Regions from separate parts of the Homo sapiens genome. Here region 2 is linked to region 1. Evidence: read pairs that join two places in POLR2A ChIA-PET (ENCODE). Cell type or tissue: PC-3. All regions are shown on one strand.

What was found. Peaks named below come from ENCODE experiments on the same cell type or tissue, not always from the same donor. Only the 100,000 strongest peaks of a DNase experiment are listed, where the experiment ranks them.
Region 2: POLR2A ChIA-PET joins it to region 1 with 5 read pairs; 3 of 35 experiments call an interaction of 5 or more read pairs at or near these places.

Annotation. Positions count from the first base shown.
Region 1 is chr14:52,690,180-52,692,679 of GRCh38, forward strand. All of the region lies in intron 1 of ERO1A (endoplasmic reticulum oxidoreductase 1 alpha), which reads right to left. Among named protein-coding and RNA genes, the nearest start is that of ERO1A, 4.1 kb to the right of the region's middle. In PC-3, no CTCF peak of the experiment used is centred here; a DNase peak (open chromatin) is centred at 1,192; H3K4me3 peaks cover 1,583 bases; H3K27ac peaks cover 1,396 bases.
Region 2 is chr14:52,888,044-52,890,543 of GRCh38, forward strand. All of the region lies in intron 4 of FERMT2 (FERM domain containing kindlin 2), which reads right to left. The region is part of intron 1 of LOC105370500 (a long non-coding RNA gene); the gene reads left to right. Among named protein-coding and RNA genes, the nearest start is that of FERMT2, 62 kb to the right of the region's middle. In PC-3, no CTCF peak of the experiment used is centred here; no DNase peak of the experiment used is centred here.

The DNA of each region.
Region 1 (2,500 bases):
CATAGGAGAAAAGCTCCATGACATTAGTCTTGGCAATGATTTTTTATGTGACACCAAGAAGACCAGCAATAAAAGCAAAAATAAGTAAGTGGGACTACATGCAACTAAAATGTTTCTATGTAACAAAGAAACAAGCAACAAAATGAAAAGGCAACCTACAGAATGGGAGAAAATATTTGCAGACCATCTGTCTGACAAGATGTTATTATCCAAAATATAAAAGGAACTCATACAACTCAACAACAAAAAAACAAATAACCCAATTAAAAAATGGGCAAGGGCCGGGCACAGTGGCTCATGTCTATAATCCCAGCACTTTGGGAGGCCAAGGAGGGCAGATCACCTGAGGTCAGGAGTTCAAAATCAGCCTGGCCAACAGGGCAAGGTGGCGGGTGCCTGTAGTCCCAGCTACTTGGGAGGCTGAGGCAGGAGAATCACTTGAACCCAGGAGGCAGAGTTTGCAGTGAGCCAAGATCACGCCACTGCACTCCAGCCTGAGTGACAAAGTGAGACTCTGTCTCAAAAGAAAAAAAAAGGATAAGGACCTTTTATATATCAAAACATTATGTGGTACACCTTAAATATATGCATTTCTTTTTTCTTCTGACACGCAGTTTTGCTCTTGTCATCCAGGCTGGAGTGTGATGGTGCGATCTCACCTCACCACAACCTCTGCCTCCCGGATTCAAGCAATTCTCCTGCCTCAGCCTCCTGAGTAGCTGGGATTACAGGCATGTGCCACCACGCCCAGCTAATTTTGTATTTTTAGTAGAGATGGGGTTTCTTCATGTTGGTCAGACTGGTCTCGAACCCCCAACCTCAGGTGATCCACGTGCCTCAGCCTCCCAAAGTGTTGGAATTACAGGCGTAAGCCACCACACCCAGCCAATATATGCAATTTTTATGTGTCAATAAAGGTGGAGAGAAATACATAAATAAATCAATGTGCTCAAAGTGTGCTTTATTTGGCAAAGAACTTCAGGTGTATTTAATTTTACTGTGTTTTATCACCATAAAAAAATAACATAAAAAGTACTCATCTGTTGACAGAAGTACACTGGGACAAGTCTGTCAATGGAAGCAGGGAAATACCAAAGATTCCACACCAGGTAGTAGGCACCATCCTAAGGACCTAGAACGCTACAGGTCATTTTGGCTTTAAAGACTTAGTCTTGCCGAAACTTTAAATTGTCAAATGACTGGCAACCATCAGGAAAATATTTCTTCCACACAGTTTATTCAGAAAAGCCTGGAATGCAGCACACACATAGAGTCAGTGGACACCTCTCCAGTGTAACCTGTTTCAAAGATCCCTCTGACTAAGTTATAATCCTGGGCTTATTTCCATCCACCACTCAACATATTAGCAAGTGTCTCTCCCACGGCCCAGCCACCAGGCTAACAATTAAAACCATTGTTTCAACTGACCTAACAAGACACTTGACAGGTTAAATCTACTAAATGCGCTCCAAGCTAAAAAAGATCCATTTTTGGAGTATTTATTTTGGACTCTGAGCTACTCTCCCCTTTCATTAGCCTGACAGAGATTTACTGTGCTCAAATAAGCTATCCTGAGTGTTACTAGCACTAGCCATATTAAGATTGATAAAACATCATGAGCAAGTAAGAGTTTACAAACATCGTGAGCCACCATGCCTGGCCTAGGTTGTATATACAATTCTTACATGAGGTTACATATACAGATTTACAAGTCTAAGGCAATTAATCATTCATTTTGAGCAACTAACACTTAAGCACTATTATCAAAGGAACTTACAACATACAGTGAAAATAATTTTAGCAGGATTTGATATCAACTAACAGGCATATGTAGCAACTGACCAAATTCAAAGACTCAGTTGGAGCTATCAACCAATCTGAAAGATCAGTTCCAGAAAACATGCAAATGGCTTGCTAAGCAGAATAATTTTTAAAATATACTCCTGTTGGCATAGTGCTTGCATCTTATAATTTCCCTAGGACTTGTTGAGCACCAATTATTCACCAGGCTCACTTCTTGGAAGTGTCACACCTTTAATTCATTTTTTGATCTCCCAAAAATTGTTCACAGTAGGTTTCAACATATGCTTGATGAATTTAATCTGATTACTTGTAGAGCTCTACACATTTTAATTCAGTGACTTTCTAAGGTCACTGCTCTAGCTCAAATCAGAGCGGACATTCTGTGAACTGAACCCTACTATAAGCCAGGCACCATGCAGCAGTGTGATGATGGATGGGGATGTGGTAACCCAAGGCAGATGTGGTAAGAGGGACAGGCAACAGGAAGAAAAGATAAAACTATTACCAAAACAATCAACGGGACTGTGCAGCTCACTGGATATTGTAAACAGAACCAGAGAAGATTTTAACTTGTATTTCCAAACATCTGGTGGAAATTTAGTTTTTAACTTAGTTTCTAGCAATATTTCCTAACTTGTTTTTTAAGTGCTTAGGATCTGTGCCTCCCACGAATCCCCAATGAACATTATTCACTAAA
Region 2 (2,500 bases), 200 kb after region 1:
AAAAACCTGACATTATATACGTTTATTTCTATGTGGCTAAATTTTCTCCTAGAATATAAATTCATATATTTATTTTGTTTATATCAACAATATACACTACTCTCCAACCATTAAAAATCAGAGACAACCAAGAGGAAAAAAACAAACCATAAGGCTTATTTGTGATTTTGGTTTGCAACCCACTTTCCTACCAAACGAAAGTATTTTTAAAATACGGATTAGTATTCGTATTAGATGTGACTTATAAAAGGAAAAGTATTAGTGGGTTGCTCAATCTAAATTACTATGTCTTAATCAAGGCAGCCCAGCTTAAGAATTCAGTGAAAAGACTGATGCTAACTCAATCACGATTATTCATTAGCTTAAGTTATATACTAACCAGCTTTCCTACAATTTGTCATTATCACCAAGCTGAAGGGAAGAGAAGCAAAATTTAGTAAGTTCTGGAACTATTACAAAATTATCCAATGCTTCCAATTCTACCAGTAGCTTCTTGTCTTTTTGTTTTGTAAGATCTAAGCTGATAATTTTATTTTTCATACTCACAGGGTTTGCTTCTAGCCATTTCCGTATGATGTAAAAATTTTAAGATTTCCTGCTTCCTGGACTAGCATACTCTCAAGAATTTCTATGCATACCGGTCTTCACCTATGGTTTCCAGGCAACAAAACCTCCTCAGCTTCCCAAATTCTAACTCTCTAAGACTTATAGAAACATTCAGCGTTATCGCTTCTAATATTGATATGGGATGACTCTGATTGCCACTACTCATGTAGAGTACAGTATAAGGATTTGTTGGAGAATTTAAATTTTAATTAATTTTTTTTTTCTTTAAGGTAAACAAGGCTACAAAAATTAAGTAAAAGCTAGGTTGTGGCATCTCTGGCCACTGACGTATTTGCTAAAATTATGGGTCTGTGTGTACTCATGAGGGACAGAAGGGAGAAGGAGACGGGTGTGTGCACAGTGCAATGGTGAAAGCTCTAGCTTGGAAGCGGGATGAGCCTGGGCTTACAGCTCAGCTCTACCAGTTACCAGGGATTAGCTCCCAGGCAAGTGATTTAGCCACTCTGGGTTTCTCTTCTCATGCTACCAATTTTTCAGAATTGCTCAATTAATTAATATATTTTACTGTGTGGATTAAATATATTACATGTAGTGTTTTGGACAAGAAGTTGCTCAATAAATGTGGTTGTCAGTAATAGCAACGTTTTAATAAAAACATTGGTTTTCTTTCTGAAAAGGATCTCTTACAAATAAAGAGGCCACAAATGTCCCTTAGGACATTCAAAGCTGTCCAAAGGTCTAGCCTCTGAAAGGAAAGAACTGAGGAATAGTACACAGACCAGAAATAAAAGCAGCTGCAGTCTGGGTGAAAAGGGAACTGGGTGAAAAAGAACAAGGGAAGCCAAGATTGGGGAGTGTAAGAATTGGTAAGGATGCTCTGCTTGGGCACAAGCTAGCCAAAAACTGGGCAGCACAGGAACAGCCCAATGATGCAATGACAAAGGTGCAAGTTAGTACAGTCATGCACCTACTAACAATAGGGATAAGTTCTGAGAAATGTGTCGTTAAGGGATTTCACTGTTGTATGAACATCATAGAGTGTACTCATACAGGCCTGGATGGTATAGCCTTCTACACACCTAGGCTATACGGATGGTATAGTCTATTGCTCCCAGGCTACAAACCTGTACAGCATGTTACTGTACTGAATGCTGCAGGCAACTGTAACACAATGGTAAGTATCTGTATCTGTGTATCTAAACATCTCTAAACATAGAAAAGGTAGAGTGAAAATACAGGGCCAGGTGTTGGCTCATGCTTGTAATCGCAACACTTTGGGAGGCCAAGGTGGGTGGATCACTTGAGACCAGGAGTTCAAGACCAGTCTGGCCAACATGGTGAAACCCCATTTCTACTAAAAATACAAAAATTAGCCAAGTATGGTGGTGTGCGCCTATAGTCTCAGCTACTCAGGAGGCCGAGGCAGGAGAATTGCCTGTATCTTGGCTGCAGAGAGCCAAGATTGCTCCACTGCACTCCAGCCTGGGTGACACAGTGAGACTGTGTCTCAAAAAAAAAAAAAAATACATAAAATAAAGAAGGCTGGGTGCGGTGGCTCACGCCTGTAATCCCAGCACTTTGGGAGGCCGAGGCAGGTGGATCGATCATGAGGTCAGGAGGTGAGGAGTTCGAGACCAGCCTGACCAACATGGTGAAACCCCATCTCTACTAAAAATACAAAAAATTAGCCGGGTGTGGTGATGCACGCCTGTAATCCCAGCTACTCAGGAGGCTGAGGCAGGAGAATCGCTTGAACCCAGGAGGCGGAGGTTGCAGTGAGCCGAGATCGCAGCCACTGCACTCCGGCCTGGGCGACAGAGTGACACTCCGTCTGAAAAAAAAAAAAAAGAAAAGAAAAAAAAGAAGACAGTATTTTAATCTTATGGGACTACAGTCATATATGTGATCTGTTATTGACCAAAACATCACTATG